Regions from separate parts of the Mus musculus genome. Here region 1 is linked to region 2. The links are chromatin loops, found by intact Hi-C in ENCODE. Cell type or tissue: left cerebral cortex. All regions are shown on one strand. Links, peaks and the distances in the headings refer to the core of each region. The heading gives the core; the rest is flanking DNA. Region 1 holds the start of Elavl2 (ELAV like RNA binding protein 1). Region 2 overlaps Elavl2 (ELAV like RNA binding protein 1).

Region 1 (10,128 bases), core at 1,523-9,522, 110 kb after region 2:
GAAGCCGGCGCTGGGGCGGGAAGCCCCCTCCCCCACGCCCCCTCCAATGCACTCACCTGCGTCTGGGCGCAGTTTCCCGGTGGCGCTACACGCCGCGGTGCAGAGTACGTCCACGCCCGTGCACGCGGCTGGCGCCACCGGCCCCGCTCCGCTCCCAGGCCCACTCGGTTCCCACCGCCCCCTGCCGCCCCGTGCCCACAGGAGGGGCGGTGCCGGGTACCCGGTCCCCTGCAGGAACTTCGCGGGCGCTACCTCCACTGCCGCCAGTGGCGTTGTCGCGTGCCCGACCAGCGCTCGGGTGGAGGCAAGCCGGACGCTGCCTAGCGCTGCGGCGGACACCGAGTCCCGGCCCCAGAGTCCTGGCTGGAGCCCACGGAGGGGCGGCCGTCCCCGCCCCCACCCCCACCCACGCCCCCCTACACTTGCCTGCTGCGGCTCGGCTGCAGCTCCCACGGCTCGCGCCGCCGGCCGACAGCACCGCTCAGAGGAGTCACGCTGGCGGCGGCGGGAAGGCGGACTGGAACACGACGGAACCCCGCCCTACCGACCGGCTGCTGCCTCAGTGACGCTGGGGCGCCGCGGTCCCGCCGTTTGTAGCAGGGCGGGGAGGCGGGGCTTGCCTGGCAGCGCGCCAGGAGGCGGGGCCCAGGAGTGCTCGCCACGCCGCCCGCCGGCCCGCGAGTGCCCAGCTCCGCCACCCTCAGGGGCACATGCTCCCTCCAGGCTCCTCCATTGGGCTTCCCGGGGCGGCCGGGGCAAGTTTGCATGCATACTGAGGGATTGGGGCAGTGACCAGTGACCCAGGCACAAACTGGGGTCACTTTGGACATATATGCGTGCGCCAAGTGTAAGTCTAGATATGCACACAAAATACCTGTTTTTTCAAGAAAATGTAAAGGCTTTTTTCCCCTCGCCCAAAGCCCAAAGGTCCTGTCTGTCCCTCGACGGAAAACTAAAAGCTTAGTCCCGCTGCGCCTTTCCACCTCCCTAGACAGAATGGGAGAGCTAAATAAGCCCCGGAGTACCTGTGCGAGGTGCTATACCCTGCTTCAGATGTGAAGTAGGAAATCCTGCACTCGACCCTGCATGCACCTGCCCTGAACCACATCCTCCCAGTGCCCTCACACCAGCCCCGCACAGGCCCTGCTCCGAGGGGGCGTCCGAGTGCTGACCATCCCCAACCTGCTCCCTCACTCAGATAAATCTCTTTTACCCAAAAAAACCTGCGCCTGCTCTGGACCCAGACCCAAGATCTGGAGACAGAGCCGCACACGTTTTTTTACACCTGCTTGGCGGCTTAATTACCAGAGCACCTGTCGTACAGGGTTTTTTTTTTTTTTTTCTATTAATGAAAAGGTTTTGGTTTTAACCCTTCCCTCTAGAAAACTACATTTAAAAACATCACCTGACATACCTACCTGAAATTGCAGGAGGCAGGAGGAAAGAACTGAACAGTGGGCGATCGAGTCGCCGCAAGAACGTGATGGAGGTTACAGCTTCAAGGACATGATGCGGGTTTGATGCAGCAAGGTTCGCTAAGGGCGCCCAGAGATCCCCGCCCCCACGCGACGGGCGGGGAGGGAGGACTCCTCTATCCCAGGGATGAAGGGGGGTGCAAATTTACCCTCTAGTGGGAAGTGAAATCAGGCATAGTAAATTAGGGAAAACAATTATGGTCAAAATGGAGACAGGCCATCCTCAGTTTGGGAGACCCTGGTTAGGGACACCAGAAATAGCTAATTGATTCAACACCAGCATTTCTGTGTCACCTCAAATCAGACTTGGAATTAAATGACCTTAACTGACTTTGTGCGGGTTCCTGGGAAAACTGCTCAGAGAGCGCCTGTGCCTCTTTGACCTCCCTCTAAACAGTTATAATATTCCCATCCCAGGCATGCATTATTGCTAAGAATACCAGTTTTGAAGTGTTGGAGAGAAATGGGCCTACCCAATTTGTTAATCTACACCTGAAACCCTTCCAATGCCCTTCACTTTACTTTCTGAAGATGTCTGCTTGAAGTTAGACCTCTCTCAACAGATACTTTCCAAGTAGGCTAAAGCACATCGGTCTACAATCTTCGTTCTCCCACAGAACTGCAAACGGGTTAGCTCTATAAAAGGAATGCCCAAGCCCGTGGTTAAAAGATGGGGGGGGGGGGACTTCAAGGGTCTGTTAAGATAGGTTCATGGAATGGCAGAGATAACTGGGGGAAACTGCTTTTTAATTAAACTCTTAAATGATGACTTTGAAACATTCAACATTTTTCTTTTTCACAGACTTGTTTGCTCAGTTTTGACAAATCTCTCAGATGTCCCATTTAAGAAGCCATTTTACGAGGATTATCAAACATCCCTGACCTTCCTTTCCCCACAAAACACAAGCTCCCTCTCCTGACCTTTAGAAAGGGATTATCATTTAGGAAGATAAGCTGTTGGGTCACTATTGTCTACCTTGTAACCCCTCCAATTCTCCTTCATTTTAAGCCTATCTTTTTAGGTTGCAATTAATAGTAGGCCCAGAAAAATAAAACATACGCACGTCCTACCCCACTATCTTAGGAATAGCTCTAATAAATAAGGTCGTGGAGAAATGTTGCAGGTTTAGAATCTTAGCCAAATAGAATGTGTGTACATGAGTGGGGGAAGGGGCAGAACCCGTCCATTTAAGGGACGAAGTGCTCGGACATTCATCTCTGTCCATCAGCGTTAGCGTAAACACTAAATGGCTGATTATTTTTCTCACCCTCACCACAATAAAGGCAGACCTGGAGCTGTAGTTAGGAGGTAGAGAAGATAACCAATCTCCACGTCTGTTTTGGTAACAGATACCTGAAAATGGAAAATGGGGAACGCATCCACCCTCCAATCTGCCACAGTTGTACAGCCTTCCTATTAATTCTTTATAGACGTGAAATAGGTGGGCACGTAGCAACGTGCTGGGCATAAATTAAGCAACAATGGCCACGAGAAGTCCTGTCTGCCACAGAGGTACAGGGTGGGCACTGCCACCTTGCCATCCCTACTCCCCCCCCCCCCCATACACACGCCCTAGGCAGAGTCGGGGAAGGGGGGGGGTGGCAGAGCGCTAGCTTTTGGAACCAGCCTGTGGGTGGGGTAGGGAGCTGCGAGAGATGAACAACCCGGGCCAGCTTTGTAGCTTGCCCCCATACTTTGCGTCTCGAGCACCACTCGGCGCTCGCACGCACACATTCGCCCACACCCCCTCGTGCCGATAATTTAAACTTCTCCGAGGCAAAGCCAGCACCTCGGTCCGCCACCACCTCCCCCGCCCTCGCCGCCCGGCGAGCATCCTCCCCCTTTCCCACGTCTACCCGGATTCGCTCTTTCGCAGTAGAAAGCCGGCTGTTTTCCCCTGCACCCGGAGAAATCACAAAAGTTAAAATGAAGCGTGTGCCTGTCTGCCCAGAGTCTCGTCCCCAACCATCTTTCTCCTGGCGTCAGTTTTAACAATAGCTACTCGAGGAAGGGGAGCTGCGAGGAGGGGCTGAGGGCTATACAGCCGACTCAGCTCCCTGGGTAGCTGCGATGCCTCGCGGCTGCCAGTGAGTCTCCCTTTCCCGGAAGGCGGGCTCCGCTGCGTAGGACCAAGGACAGGGCTTGGAATCCACTGCCCAGCGCCCAGCACCGCGAGGCTCCCAAGCAGCTGCCACTTCACACTCACGGCTCCAAGGATCTTATTTACGCTTTTCTGAACAAAGGGAATCTCATATCCGGTATAGGCTCAAAGATTCGGCCCCAAATTGGCAGTCTTCTTTAAAATCTGAATTACAATCATTGGAATCCGTGAATCAGAGTCCTCAATTCTGGCAATGATGAGTTTTGACAGCTTCTAACCTTACCCCAGCCCCAGCCCAGCCCCAGCCCTTAGGCTGTATGTACTTTTTCCAGGCAACTACAACTCGCTGCCTGGTGCAGCATCTAAATTCCATCTGGCAATCCCATCTCCCCGGCACACGCTATCTAGTTAATGCAATTAAGCTGAGGATTTTCCCCACTGGTCTAATCTGCAAGTAAGTCCAGGGCTTCTGATTTCCCCAGTCCTCCGATTCCTTTGCGAAAGTAGAGGCATGCATTCCCCTCCAACATTCAAGTTATCCCTCTCTTCCCACGAAATGAACTTCCAACCTCAACCCCGAAGCTCACTGAACATGTAGCCTCCCATTGTAGCCTGCTGGATCTTGACCACATTTACCACTTAAGTTTCTATCAAGTGACATTTTCGAATATTCAGTACGTTAAGCATGCGTCCACTGTCTTCTAGTCTGGCTCTCAAGAATAAAAAAAATAAAAATAAAAATAAAAAAAAGCAAAGCAGTCGCTTTGAAATGAGGCAAACATGTGCAATTAACTTCACATTCTGTATTCCGCTCACTTACAGGTTTTCTGGGTTTGCCAGCGCATCGCTGCAACTAATGATTAAAGAAACCAAACCGAAACTTACCTTTCTCCCTTAAGGTTTTTGTGTATGTGTATTTTTAAAGTAACGGTGCACTTCTCCCAATAAGGATGAGCAAGAAGCTGCTGGATAGTTCTCTTAAGACAGCACGAAACCTAAACTGTGCTCGGCTTAAAAGAAGCAAATAAAAAGAAATGCTTTCGACCCCAAAGTCCAATGCTAAAAGAAATGATGAAAAAAAATATGAAAGGGGAGGGGAAACTTAAAAAAGAGAGTTTAAAAAGACGGAGAGACTACTCCTATTGCCGTTCAACTAAACAAAAAGGTGCAAGAAAAACAAACCAAGGAACAAAGAAAAGAGACGAAAGAACGTTTTTTCAAAAAGACGATGTCTTTCTCCGTGTTGCTTTTTAGTAGGTCGCTACAGGAGTAAGCTGCTGCATCTCTAAGTGAGAACAGAAATAAGGGGGGAGGACGTCTTAAAAGGGAGGTGGACTGGACCACAGATTTATAGCACCGTATCACCAACCCCTTCTCTGCCTCCGCACTGCCGTGTGTGCAGCTGCTCTGCCAGAGTCCTATCCCGGGCAGCACGCGCGGAAGTATACGCCGAGTTGCGCCACAACGCAACATGCTCATCGCCCCAGGTTTCTGATTGGGCGAGACGCTTCTATTGAGGCCGCCCAGGCGAAGCTCTGCTAGGTGATTGGCTAGGGACTTATGTCACTCTTGAGAGCTCAATGGAGTCCCGTTTCAAGGTAAGTTGTGCCGGGAGGTACACACTTAACACTGGCGGCGAAGGGAAATGCAAGAAGCAAAAAGAGATGGGAGAGAGAGAGAGAGAGCAACGTGGGAGGGAACTGTACTATGAGAGTTTGCGATATTGCACCATCTATTTTCCTCTTAAGTCTTTCTGCTTCCAAAAGATTCGTTTTATTTGCCCTCACGGCTGCATCTTTGGCATGTTTCTTTGTAATAGTAAACTGTCCGGTATGTATGAGTCATCGAGAGCGCCTCTCTTTGATTTGAGAGGGATTTGAACGTACACCCATTACTTGTCCGCATGCCTTTTTTGGTTTGTGTTCCAGTAATCTTTACATCTGTATTAGATATTGGGTAACTGTGTGTATGTTTCTCTATTTTAATATGTCCACCTCTTTCTCTCTCTTTCTCTCTCTCTCTCTCTCTCTCTCTCTCTCTCTCTCCTTTTAGAATAAGAATGAAATAGAAATGGTTTCAACTGAATCTGTACAGTTTGAACTAGCTTTCAATGTATGTCAGGGTTAAAAGGGGGTAGCAAAAACATCGTACTTAACAAAAACAAAAAAACAGGTAATGAATTGAAATAAGGTCCTTCAGTTGGAGGTAAAAAGAGCAGCTACATATAAAATTAAAACAAGCCACTCCTTTGCATTTGCTGGCAATACAGATCTTGAACCTCACAAGGATTGCTGACAGTAAAGATAGTTCAGCCTTTACCAGGTTCTTTTGAGAATTCAAAAGTTTGATCAGTAGACCAAGTGCTGTCTATGTCTTTGCTTTATAGATGAAGATTTCTTTATTCCAACCTCATGTTTGAGTAATATTCAAGAGGCTGAAGTGCAGGTTTATTCATACTTATTTCTTCCGTTAAGTGAAAGTGAGATTACTAAATTTACCTAGATGTATTTACAATGAGAAACAATATCCACCTAACTTAGTTCATTCCCAAGGAATTTTTCAGTTTTGACAGATAGCCTCAACTTCCTAAACAGTACATATATTTCTTACATAATCTCTCTTCTCTCAAAAATTATTTTACTACTATGTTTATTTGCTACTAGTCACTGTCCTTGATAATGTAAGAGAGCAAAGGCAACGGTAGAAATTAAACATTGCAGGAAGATGGAATGTCAGAGGGAAAGAGAAAGATGGTCTGAGAGCAAGTGACTTAGAAGTGGAAAGGAAATTGGTGTTCCTTGAGCGCGTCCTTGAGTTTGATAAATGATTAATGTAAAGAACTGGGGACCTGTTTATCCCCCGTTTAACCTGTGTAACAGTATCTAAGTTATATTATTTTGCATAACAACAACTAGGGTAGGAAAAGTGGGCCTGAATCTATGTGTATAATTACCATTTAGAATTATCATTTTGGAGCTCCCACCTCCTACTTTTTATATAACAATAGCTCCTTGGGGCTTAATTTCAACTTAAAACTATTAACTAGTCTCCAGTGAAACTACAGACAAATTAAGGGAAAAAACAGCAGCTTGAAGAAAAGAAGCCAGGAGACCAAAATATAAGAAAGCCTGCATCCCTGTTTACAATAGAAATATGAATAACAGCAGACTGGGTTTCTTGTCAAATACCTTCAATTCCTCTCACCTACCACCTCTGCATGGAAAAAAATGACAAAACTACACTACTGTTTGATTTATTCATTTATGCATGAGATGAACCATATTTTCTCCTTGTGATCATGTTCACACCCTGATATTGCATTAGTTCCATACATTCATAAAATAGTAGCAGTTTGAAGGGGATTCTTACATTGGTAAAGGCACAAGTACCTTTTTATGGGTGGAAACTAATAAAGACATTACATGGAAAGTAATAAAGCTGTTCATTCGAATGCAAAAATTCCTTAATTCTGTACATTCGGTATAGATGCTTTGTCTCAGTTTGGCAGAAGAGGAAATATTTTCAAAACATTGCTATATTCAACATGTTGTCTTTTCTTTGTAGATAGCACAGATTACCTGGGAAGCTGAAAATATCTTTAAATGGTGGCTTACTCCTTAAATAATACAGATGTTAACTTTTAAAAACCTTTAAATAGATAAGCAACATTTGCTTTTCTGACTTTTAAAAATAAAATGGCAAGTGATATATGGATGCAGATCTCACTGTGAATTTCATACGCCAAACTCGAAACATTAAGGTGCACTGTGCTTCTAGCGATTAATGAAGGCTATGTGCAAACATCCCACCTAAATTAAGCACAAATTTTAATCAACACCTCTTGATTCATAGTTAAGAAAAAGAATTATCCTCAGCACCTAAACTTGCATTAGATAAACAGTCTTTTCATGATCATTCAAATTCTGATTAAGTCATGTTAGGTCTGACATTCTCTTGAAACCTCAGCAGTATTTTGACTTGAGACAGAAAGGGGCGAGAGTTTGGGGAGCTCCCAAAAGCATGGAGAAAAGTTGAGTGTTGATAAAATTGCAAAGTAGTGCTTTTCAAAGCTGAGATTTAAAGACTTCAATTGGCTATATTACTGAAGTTTACTCATAAAAGAACATGTCCCTCCCAGGAATACTTAAAGGCATTGTGGACAGTGTTGTTAAGATAAATAACTCCCTTATACAAGCCCTTCTACAGGAGGAGAAGGGGTGACTTGACCATAATTAAAGTCTCTGCAAACTACTCATAACTTTTTTTTAAAAATAGTGAATAAGGTAGCTCAGATATGTGTGAATTACTATTTAAATTGGCTTGGAAATTTTAAATAGTGTTCCTTTTAAGGGAATTGAAATGCTATTTTTCTGATTGTTTAGCTTTGGGGAGATTTTGTGTTCATCATATTGGAAATATACGATTTAAATCCTGCATACGAGGTGTTGATATTATATAACCTGCCCACTACCTTCTTTACTTTCCCTTCTGAAAGGAGTATATAAGCTTTCTTTTTACAGCTTGAAAAACAGAAAAAGTTATGGATATATTGGACACTTCTGAGAGTTTAGGTCCTGAGAGCACACAGAAGAATGAGTCAGGAATTAGTTGAGTCAGAAATTAGTACCATGGACAGAGACCAGCCTAGCGGACAGAGTAAAGTTTGCAGAGCAAGATTGGCGACGTATTTTCTGTTCCTCCCGTTGAGACTCGGTTTCAAGCTCGTTGGTGAAAGCTTTTACACCACGGATTTGAGGCAGACTCTGTCCTCCATCGAAACAGGTTTGTTTGGAATTAAGCTTCCTTTTGTTATAGCCCGGCCATTGTGACAAGCCCCAGAGTTTGAGCCTGGATGTGTGTCCTCTTCCTCTACTCCACTCCCTTCCCCCACTGCCTGGAGGAGCAACCCTTTCATCAAGGTGTTCTTGCAAAATAAATGCAAATCCCAGTAATCTTGGAAAAGTCTGGCAAGCCTACCTCAGAGTTTTTCATCTTGAAATTTTCCAGTGGGAATAGAAGCAAGAACTCATCCTTGACTACCTTAGTTCTTTTCTGGGATGTTTTCTCTCCCTGGCAATGTCTTTCGCCCTTGAGTACTACCCCAAGACTGTGTTGCAAAGGACCCTTTATATTGCAAACGCTGGAGCAGGAACAGTGTTTAGTGAAGCAGAAAGCAAGACCACAGCCTTTTCTCAACTTAAAATTCATCTACAAAGGGAAAGGCTGCAAAATACAATATACTCAAGGGGAACTCCTCGGGTTTCTGATTTACCTGAAGAGATATGTGAATTGTGAATTATTTCATATTTTTTCCAGTAAATCTTGGGAGATGACTCTACATTGTGACACCCCCCCCCCAACTTGTCTCCCTCTGCCAGGAAAAATTCTTGTATGAGTCACATTCTCCTTTAAGCCCCTTGCTGCGGGTTTCAGACCAAGATCTGTCGCACGTGCCCCTCTGTGTTTCAGCCTGCGATCAAAGATCATTTACGGAAACGCTCCCACGAAAATCCTCAGATTTTCTTCCGTCGTTCACTCTGTTGGAACTTTTAGGAAGATAAACTCGCGTCTCTGGTAGCGGGAAGGGGAACATCCACGTAAACAGGCGAGGGTAAAAGAGAGAGAGAGAGAGAGAGAGAGAGAGAGAGAGAGAGAGAGAGAGAGAGAGAGAGAGAGAGAGAGAAACTAGAGGTGATACAGGGCAAATCAGAGCCTGGTGTCCGTTTCTTTCAGTGATGCTAACAGCCTTCCCTAAGCTTCCTCCTGCAGCCGATACAGCTCATGCAAAATTAATACAAGTAATTAAAAATAGCAGTTTCCAAAGTTAAAGGAAACCATCTGTCTCAGATGGTAGCAATCAGTCTTTTCACCCGCCCCTTTACCCGGACCTGGGAAGAAACGGTTGCTCTGCCTCCGATGCTCAGAGGCTCTTTCTTATATTGAAGATTTATGTTTCCACTTGTGTGCGATCCACATCTAATTTGAAATAATAAAGCCGGGCTGACCAACCAGTCAATCACAGCCATCAACTGTGCCCGGCGAGGGCCCTGCCCCCCAGCTCCCTCAGGTCTCCAACCCCCACCCTCTTCCCACTCCCTCCTTTTTTTCTTTCCTCTCCTTCTCTCTCACACACACTCACATTTTCCCCCCACGTGTGTTCAGATCAACCCTTGCCCCACAGAGCAAGCGACAGCACCGGGGCACAGTGACAAAGGCGGGGGTTGTATCTGAAGACTGAGGCCCGGAGAGACCAAGGCTAGTGAAACAGCTGTCTTATCAGCCTGCTGCAGAGATGGAGATGGCTGGAGAGGTCCTCAACAGATAATCGCTTGAATAGGTTTGCAAAGCGCCAAACTTCACGCTTGATAAGCCCAGCCCAATGTAGAGGGCAGCCCGGATCCTGCTCCATTCTGTTTCATCTGGGCTGTGAATTAAGAAATTGAAATTCAGGTGGCAGAGGCAGCCGGCTGCTGGTAGACTCCGAAGGCAAACTGACATTAAAATGCTTTCGGCAGGCAGAGAGGGGGCGCCTAGAGTGGGATATTGTGGCT
Region 2 (10,128 bases), core at 1,156-9,155:
AACTAGACCATCAGATTAGCAGTGTTCATATTTAAATAATTCTAATTATCAATACAGATTGAGCCATAAACCTCATAAGCTCACTTTTAAAGTTAATCCTTATTACATGAAATTTTATTTTATTTTTTAATCTTCATGAATTCTGAAAGTCCTTTCATCGTTATTATAACTTGTATTCTTCTGTCTTTCTCAGCTGCCAAGGTACCACCATAACATTAAAACAACACAGTGAACATTCTAAAATTCATGCTGGGAAGTGGCAAACTCAAAGCGAAGGCACTAAAACATAAATACTATGAAGAAATAACTGTTGAGGAATTAACATCTCAACTACAGAAAAGAGCAAGATGCCAACAAAACTTTCAAGTCCTTAACCTCAAGTGTCTTATAAACTCAAAGATCAACTTTTATTCAATAAAAGAAGAAAAGCAAGGTAATGACTGCCAAATTAAAGATACTTTTAAAAAGCACCAGTCACACATTAAGATATATTTGCACTGTAGAAATTGACTCATTTCTCTCATTCCTAGTGTAGATTAAACACATTCCCTTGCACACAGTAACACACATTTTACCACTTAGACAAAGCAGGGGTGGGGATGAGCAGTGAGGCGAATCCTAGGAAAGAAAAATCGTCCATCCTGGGTACCTCATTGCTTCATTTTGCCCTCACTGGGCAAGCTGGTAACAGCTACATCTTGGGGCTACCTGATGTCAAATGTAGTACAATAAGAAGAGCACTTCACAATCAGGCAGGGACTCTGACTGATCTTCCTGTCTCAGCCTCTAGAGTAGCTGGGACTCCAAGATCAAACCTCTACACACACTAGTCTTCCTCACTTACTAATGCTGGGGTTTCCTTTCAACTAATGTTCCTTACTCCCTTCCTGTAGAAAGGTTTGGTTTTTTCCTTTAAGAGCCAAATAATCTCATAAGTAATGATAAAATTAATTTTTTTTGTAATATGGGATGGACAAAAGATAAAGGCTTTAAATTTAATTGTAGTGACAACTTTGGAAAACTTTAACTCATCAAAAATAAAAGGCATGGGTGTGTAAGGGGGAAAGGAAGATTGAGTGAGAATGCTGTGGTACTCAACATCCAGCACACGCTGCCCAGAGACCAGGACTCTTACTGCTGTCTGTGGGTCCTTGGACATAGTCTTGAGAATCTAGGAGCACTTCTCTAATAAATAGCAACCAGCAAATAACACTACAGCTTTAATCGAAATCACAAAGCAACAATGCATGGCAGTATAGCTTTCTCCTAACAGCCAACTAAAGCTAACTGGGCAGAATGACTAGGAAACACAGCTCAAAGTCACCCGGCTTGAACTGTACCATATTCAGAAACAGCAACAAGTGAATAAAGTTAGAAAGGCGTCAGAGCGAGGGCATGCATGCAGCACTGGAAAGAGGCGCTCAGAGTTCTCTCTGCGGAAGGAAATAACCAAGTTGCTCAGAGCCCTTGCCTCTTACTCAGTTGCCACTACTTGTCACCAAGGCCAAAGGTGATATACATTTTGTTTTCCTCAATGTTTTTTTTTTTTTTCTTTTTCTCCTACAATTACAGCAAATGAACTCAATGGACCAGGGAGCTGGCCATCCATCTTCAATCCTGCCTTTAACAATGGCATTGTTCTCTCAAAGGCCAGCTTAGGTAGGTATTCAGCCAGGCATTAACAGAAATTTCTTTCCACACCTAAGTCACATACTTAACTGCTTCTAGGAGGAGATATTTTAAGTTGGTTTTTAAAAATTTCTTCTCTTTTCTATACTCTATTATACCAATGGGAAAAATGTATGTGACCAAGCTAGAAAACATGTAAGCTAATTAATTCCTCTATCTTACTAAGTTTATGATTGAATGTTAACTATCAGTCTTAGAAAGGAAAGAATATATATTTGCATGTACTTATAAAAAATTAGCTTAGGACTTAGATACAATACAGCTATATGATACCATGTGGCTGAGTGGTAAATAAAAACTGGGTGATTCATTCATAAAACCAGACATTCACTGTTCCTAACTGAATCTCAAGTCACTCTTTTTTTTTCCCACACAAAGTATGTATGCTCTGAATGCCTCCTGGTCTGCTTGTTTATTCAGCAACTAGATAACTTGAGAATTTGGGTTATTTATTCCCATTAGTAACACAGTGACTTCTTTGGGTTTGGGTAAATGCATCAGTGAATTAACACCCAGAGGCAGAATTCAGACTAACACTACTTTCTGTATGACACAGAAGCTAATGACTTCTAAATTTTTAAAGTGCTGAAAAGAAAGGAGGAGGAGAAGGAAAGAGGGGGAGATGGTAAGGAGAAGGGAAGGGAGGAAGAGGAGACACAGTTGCAAAAACCATGACCCAGAAATGTTAATAGATTTCCTCTCTGAACATTACAGCTAAAGTGTGTCAACCTCTAAACTGTAAGATGCAACCTAAGGAGAGAGGGCTGCACTTGAAATAACGTATAGCATTCTTATCGTCATGTATCTTTAACAATGTCTATATTATAAAGCACAGCTAACTGAAAGAGCTCTACTTGACAGCTCAAACACAAAAATAAATTCTTTGCAAGAAAAGAGTAACAAAAAGAAAACAGCACATTAGACCGCAGTCTGCAGGCCTGGTTTTTCTCAAAGTGTGCTTTGGGCCCAGTAACCTGTGGCTGCAGGGTTCCCTGTATGCCTCAGGATACTGAACAGCATCCCTGGACTCTACCCACTAGATGTGAGTCACATCTCCACCCAAATTATGCCATCACAAATGACTCTACATTTGGCCAAATGTCTCTTGGAGGCAGAGTCACTCCTGGAGGAGAACTGCCCTTATAGTTAATTGTCCTCACCCTGGTAACAGCAAAAGTTGCTCTTTCCCCAAGTATGTTTTCTCTGTGCCCATTAAAGAAAAAGAAACAGAAGAAAAAAAGAAAAGAAAGAAAACAATAGTAAAGACAAACTCAAAGCAGAGATCTTATTGATACAATTACTTGACAGTCAACCTGCACATTCTCCTCCAGTTTAGTAGCTGGGCACAAGAACTAGACCAGACTTACCTAAAACGCTGTGCCTGCTGAGCTAGCGGTCCTGGGTACCTTCTGTTTGGAGACTGGTACAGCTGGGAAAGGATGGCCTGATTGGTTTTTTGGCTTGGATTATTAGCAAACTTTACAGTGATTGGCTCTGTGGCACCAGGAGGTTTCTGGCCATTTAGGCCTTTGATAGCTTCTTCTGCCTCAATCCGCTTGTCAAATCGAATAAACCCTACACCCCTTGATATGCCTAAGGTAGATTTAAGTAAAGATTTGGGAAAGAGGGAGCAGGAAAGGGGAAGAAGAGAAGAAAGGATAAATTAATTTTTCCTTCTCATTAACATCTTTTCACCCAAAAACAACATTTGCCACAAAAAAACACATCAGGAAGAAAATTTTACCTTAGTAATTCAACTCAGAACCTCAATCTTCCACCTTTTAAAAATGTACCAAATAACCTATTCAATGCGAGGTCTCACTGGTTACCGTGTGCTTGTCAAGAAACCAATAAAGTACAGAGTACATAAGCCCATGCTTTCTTCCCTACATTCCCTCCTGCCTCCTGTGCACTGTAACACTAACTGGGTGCCCAAGTACTTTTCCAATCATGCTATCAGACAGGCAGCCCCTTCCTTGGAATAAGAACAAAAATATGTATTTGCTAAAAACACTAGAGAGCATATATTGCTAAACTAAAATTCTAAGAAATGCCATTTGTCATAGTCATCATATAAACATGAAGGTCTCTCAAGAAAACAGAATCTGAAGAGGATCTTCATGGTCTGGGAAGCTCTTCTATTCTTCCCTTCCGCTATCTCACAGAAGTAATGCAGCATAGACTACACGCTAAGTCAGCAGAACTGTGGACTTCTGGCGCCTCCAACATTCCTCTTGAGCTTGGAAGGCCATTCCCTGACTGTTCTTTGATAACAGCGGCGGCAAGACAGGGCATGAACAAGGCCTTTCTGGGTTTACAATTTGGAATAGCAGCATGTAACGGGCACAGGCAGGTGAGCAGATCACAGTTGGTCAACACAAGGTAGGCAGCCTTGGAGAAACGCCTTCTTGGCAACCAACCAGGCCCTCACAGGACCACATTTTAGCCTAGTACATAGGAAAGTATAGATAATTCAGAGTGGGCCAATGAAGTTATGAGGGGCTGTTGAGGAAACCTATACCATCGTGATTTAGAGCACCCTCTCAAAAAAAAGGGGGGGGGTCTGTCTGCTTTACAATTGAACCCGGATAAGGCTCAGACTTTTCCAGGGTAGATAAGGCATTGTCTCGAGGCATGTTTTATCTGATATGCTGTTACTTCATCTTTTCTATGTAAGATACACACACCATACACGGCCAACACCTGAAGGCTCAACGCCAGAGCTGCTGAGCTTCTTATTCCACTTCAGGAAAAGGGTGTGTTTTTCATGAAAGTTGTACGTATAAAGAAGTGACTACAAATACATTCTTCCCCTTTCATCTCTCTATGGGCTCCTATTGAGAACACACATTCCAGCTAGCATATTTCCATCTCTCAGCAGGCTGAAGAAGTTTGCTTCAAGTGTGAGATGCCAACCTGGTAGCTTGGTCATGGAGTGAGATCTTGAATTTAAAAAAAAAAAAAAAAAAAAGAAGAAGAAGAAGAAGAAGGGAAAAAAAAGAAAAAAAAAAAGAAAAAGAAGGCAGGGGTGGGGGGCAAAACAAAACATGAACACACAGAGCAAAGGAAAGTAAAATACTAAAATTCTTGGCTGCTCCATTAGGAAAGCATAGGTTTAAAAATATCATCCACACAAGTGGGGCTATGGGACTGGGAGGTGTAAAATGTCAATTCTCAGGATTGACTACATTTGGTGTAGGACCCCAGAATTTGTAGTTCTAGCAAAGTTCCAACAGGCTGCTGATAGGCCCCACTCAGGAAATACTGTCTGTTCACCCACCATCCTTCGCTCTCTGAAAGGAAGGCTCAGTCATCCTTTGCCATCATTAATAGGAAGAGACACGATTTCCATGTTACATACAAAGTTTACTCTCAGTCCACCAATTTCTCATTAAGAACCAAATTCTTTTTAAAAAAATTAATGCGATGAACAAGGAGGTAATTCTGTTGCTTAGAATAAATTCTGTTTGATTTGTTAAGCTTGGGTTTCTATTTTGCCCCAGTGTGCAGACCGCACCAGGAGGATTACGGGCTCGTTACTGCAGCTAATGCAGTCATATACACTCTCAGACTTTCTCACAGCAGCGCAGTCTACAGGCCACTCTCCCAGGAAGTGTACACACTGCTGCTTCTCTCGCCAGAAGTCTATGAAAAGCACTTCCTGTGAAGGCAATTAACAGCACAGAATGGAAAAGCCTACACTGCTCTGCTCAAATTCACAACAACGGAACTCATCTCTACTTGAAGATTAAAAACGTGGCCTGGTTTTATTCTAGAGTTAATCCGCTCCTTTCTTTACAAGAAAAATTCACACACTGTAATACACAATATTGCAATATGGGTAGCTTGGAAATAAGGCACCCCAGGTAACTTTCTGCTCCCCCTTCCATGTTTCTTCAGTTTAAAAATGTTCTCAAAAGGACAAGTATTGCTTTTATAATAGAAAAAAAAATCTATGTGTATGTTATTTTAAAACTCTGTAATCCAATCCATACCACCAGCTATCCATTGGCTCACACTGTTATCAGAAATGGTCTTTGCGTACAAAGTTCTAATGAACATCATATTCTCATCTGGTCAAAAGTTACATTAGGCATAAAACAAATTGCTACCACTCAAAATCTCATCCTCTTACGTATGCCTCTATGGCACAGCAGAGCCTGGGAAAACTGCCTTCGCAGCAATTACCAGAGTGGATTCAACCTCATCCTTGCTCAGAGAACCAGCTGCATACCGCTGCTGCAGTCAAATTTGCTTTTCACAAAAAATAAGATTGTTTATAAGGGGGATAGGGGTTTTTTTCACATGGAGGCTTGAAAATGAAGATTATAGCATCTATAAATTTATTACAAGCCATGAAACGGGCTTCAAACCTGCACCTTCGGGGTGGAAATGACTCAAGCTCGCTCACTCCACTCCACAATCTATTTCTGTCCATGCATATTTATGAACAATTCCAGCAGAAAATTGCATTTTCTGGCCCACATATACCTTTGATGTGTTCTAGAGGCAAGACTGCTGTGTGAGGAGACAGAATATTTCACAATCCGCCCGTCAGTCAGGGAGCACAAGACTGTCCACAACCACTGGCTACTTACCAGTGACCTGGTCGACAAGAATCCGAGAAGTAATGATGCGCCCATACTGTGAAAACAGCTGTTCCAGCTCCTTCTGGGTCATGGTTTTTGGAAGCCCGCTGACGTATAAGTTTGCATCTCTGATTGAGGCTGAGCTTGGGCGAGCATAGGAAACCTGAAAAGGGAATAAGGTTAAGAACACTGGTACTCTCACTCCTGTCAGAAACCTCCACAAGTGCTTCACAGCGGGCAGAGAGCCAGCGCTGTCTAAAGACAAGTGTGTGCTGTTGGCTCGCTGAGGGTAGGGTTCAGAAAAGGAGGAATGCCAAAGACCCGTTCCTACAGTCCCCATGAGGTCTCGAGCCAGACCAGTGGCACACAGCGCGGACAAGGGAAGTAAGTTGTCCTCAGGGGTGGCAACGAAAAGGCAAGAGATTTGCAAGCAATTATTCCAAGTGTACATATTCTTAACTCATCGGGTACATTTAAGACTTTTTTTCTACATCTCTGGAGATGGTGGCATCCATATAACAATGTGTAGCTCTTATCAGGGAAGGACTTCATATCACTGATGCCAACACCACTCTCAGGTGAACTCTTGGAGATTTACACACAGGAGGGACTCACAATCCATATTCTTCTCATCCACAAGTTTTCATAGCCTTCTTTTTTATACCAAGTGTTTGGCTGTCTTTATCTGCTAGTTATGCTCTTTCAAAAAAATCTCCTTTAATTTTATTTTTTTAATTTTTATTACACGCATTTTCATCATAGTCTTTCCCCTCTCCCTACACATCCAACTTCAAGTTCTTTCTCTTAAAACAAAACAAAATCCAGCAAACAAACAAAAAAGCTCACAAATATAAACAGAGTCCTTTTTGTGTGAGCCAGTATCCCCGAGCCTGCCCTGAAGTGGGCTTCATATACCCACTGGCACTCCATTGTATAAAAAAGATTTTCCTGCTCACAGCAAGTTTCAATTGCAAGTCGCTCTTGGTTGGAGGTGGGACTTGGGGCTTATTCCCCTTTTTCCATGTTAGGATTTTGTCTAGCTTGAACACATAAGAATCTTGTGCATGCTGCCGCAGTGTGTGTGATCTGTGAGTTGTACGTGTTATCAGCCCCGTGGTGCATGGAAAAAAGTGTCCTTGGAGTTGTCTTCTCAGGCTCCTACAATCTTTCTGTCTCTTTGACATCTAAAGAAGTCTTTTAATGAAAGAATCCCAAATTATACAAGACAGTAGACAAAACATCTGTATTAGTTTATAATCCTCGCTATTCAAGTCTTGCTCATCACTGGATCCTCAGTGTTTAGACAATGACCAGAATGTGGCCAAAGCAAAACTACGTCATAAACCAAGCCTATCTTATCTAGTTAATGACCACATGAGTCCACAACAAGCTGGACCCGAGCATTGTGACGAAATCCATCATCTCATCAGACCTGAAATTCATACCTGCTTTACCCATATCATATAAACATTGTTTAGAAAGCTGTAGGTCCATGTGGTTTCCAAACATGTTCTCTTTGGCTTACAGAGGATCTCTTCAGGATTGGCCAACTGCATGGACAGAAATTTTGTAACCCAGCCTGTCTTCTGCATTATTTATTATAAATAACCAAAATGTCCAACTCTGGAATTGACTTGCTTAGACTAGTACTATGATTACTTCAGCTTAGTCACATTACCTAGTAATAACCAACCTTAATCAGGTTTACTACTACAATTTAGAATCTTTTTATCAAAACTAGAATTTTAAAAAAGCATTAACCATTTTCTTTTTGTTTTATACCCATAGATCTTTATTACTTTTAAATAATATTTCTAGGAAATAAAACAAAAAGAAAACCCTGGCCAGCTTTTTATATTAATTTATGAAGTTCTTGGTATCTTTTACCCTTGCCCCAACAGGGCTTATAATATTCCTGTCTTTATTCAATCAGTTTGCTCGCTAACAGCTGGAAATACAGATGCTGTTCCAAGGGCTTATTTGAAAGTCACATTACACTGTCCTGTCCTCCATAAAGGAATCTGGGACAGTAGCAAAGAGAAAATATTCACATACACTCTTTTCTCTCTATACCTAGCTACGTTGTAATGAAGACTTATAAATACAAAATAAAAGAGGAGGAAAACTTCAAGTAATCAAAAGTCTAGCCTTGGGACTTCTGTACCTATGGCACCATGGACTCGGAAGCATGTTTGAATCCAGTGGTAAGAATACATGAATACCAAGGCTCTTTTCTAGGCTGATTTGCAATCTTCTAAGGAAGCTATACAATCTGGCACTTGGCCCACTCCATATTGAGGATTTCATGGTTTTATTCCTGTAGCAGGGAGCCAGTCAGCAGTCACTTTGCTCTAGACTATGTGACTGAAGGGCTCTCTTTGTGAGAGCCACTCACCATGGGCTACAGGGCAAGCATAAGCATTTATGCCTTCTCATTGAGTGGAAAAGCAAGGAGAGGCAGGCAGGAGGCTCTAGCTTAGCATAAGGCAGGGAGAGTCACAGTGATGAAAGGTGACAATTCTCCAGTCAGTGAGCCTGGGTTCAAAACTAGGTTCACTTTATTACCCTGTTAACTTGAGACAAAGTCCTTAATCCTATTATACCACATAAACCACACAATTTTACCTTTTAAAAGTAGTTTTTAGGAGTAAATAAGTACTTTTTACTGTACATAGCATTTTTAAGAGTCTAAAAATTAGGGTGGCCGTGCTATAAATATTATTCACCTCTACGTGCATCCGACTATGTCCAGAAAGACCTATATAATCAAGTTTAGAGTAACCAAGTCCATCTCAGCTTTCCAGAGTCATTTACTCATGCAGTGACATTCACTGCTTTGTACAGTTCAGACATGTGTGGGTGAGGTGTTTTAAGTTATCCTGAAGTATATTTAGAATAAAGGGCTTATATTTAGTGATTATGTAAAAACTGAAAGCATACAGGGATCAGCAGCCCTCCCCTCAATATCCATTCTTTTGTGTGCTTGCTTGCTTTTCCCATTGTTTGGTTTGGCTTTTGAGATGGGACTTCATTCTTTAGCTCAGGCTGGCCTGGGACTCACTATATAGTTCAGGCTCGCCTCAGACTTAAGGCAATCCTCCTGCCTCAGCCTTGTGGATGCTTAGTTTGAGAGGTTTGAACATCCATACCAGGCTTATAATGCACAAACTTACATTCACATTATTTCTTTATCTCCTAGTTATGTTAAAAGGGTGTTTCCTATAATGCTGTAAAGAACTGGTAACAAATACTGCTTACCAATAAAGTCACATTCAGGCTTAGGTTTTTACCAGCTATAAGACATATAGAGTTTTGTTCTGTGCCTTTGACTATCTTGTAAGGCAGGCAGGGCACACAAATAGAAGAATAGATTGTGGCCAACACAAGAGGTAAAGATAAGGCAAATGCCATGTGTAAGGAGAAGCATAGCCAGTGCTGAGGTCTGGGTTCACCAACTCACCTCCCTGCCTCCCTGCCTTTCTCACCTGGTCCAGCTTTTTTTCACAGTATCACAATATGGAAACTAGCTGGTCAGTTCACTTGATATAAGAGTTCAGAATTTTTAAGTAACTCTAGCCTGTTTCTTAAAGCACACATACAAACTAAGCAAAGATAGCAGAAAAGATGTCACTAAACCAGTTATTTTTATGTCACATGCATTAATGTATTCCAAAGTAGCTTTCCCTAAAAATAGTGGTCACTAGTTGAGATTAACTGTAGAAACTGCTTATCATAATAAAAATAAGTTTTATTACATTCTATTCCATAGAAATAAAGAACACCACCCCTGGGAATTTCCAGGAAGTGAAACAAGGGGCATTTGGGCTGACCTTTCTTCCATGATGCACCT

What was found. Hi-C counts contacts between places; a loop is a spot of excess contacts. Peaks named below come from ENCODE experiments on the same cell type or tissue, not always from the same donor. Only the 100,000 strongest peaks of a DNase experiment are listed, where the experiment ranks them.
Region 1: it touches region 2 in a loop (2.4-fold over the local background); 2 of 42 quality-filtered maps call a loop at or near these places.

The regions. Positions count from the first base shown.
Region 1 is chr4:91,371,474-91,381,601 of GRCm38, forward strand. Elavl2 (ELAV like RNA binding protein 1) reads right to left here and starts at 5,023. Exons shown (of 8, transcript NM_001347149.2): 1 at 4,463-5,023. It overlaps Mir6402 (microRNA 6402), which reads right to left and starts at 1,890; the gene lies at 1,811-1,890. In left cerebral cortex, for the core only: a CTCF peak has its summit at 5,205; DNase peaks (open chromatin) are centred at 3,292, 3,563, 3,918, 4,143 and 1 more place; H3K4me3 peaks cover 3,766 bases; H3K27ac peaks cover 2,929 bases.
Region 2 is chr4:91,257,705-91,267,832 of GRCm38, forward strand. Elavl2 (ELAV like RNA binding protein 1) reads right to left here. Exons shown (of 8, transcript NM_001347149.2): 5 at 6,288-6,441; 6 at 3,057-3,282. Among named protein-coding and RNA genes, the nearest start is that of Mir6402, 110 kb to the right of the region's middle. In left cerebral cortex, for the core only: no CTCF peak of the experiment used is centred there; DNase peaks (open chromatin) are centred at 5,343, 5,900, 6,142, 6,415 and 1 more place; H3K27ac peaks cover 1,140 bases.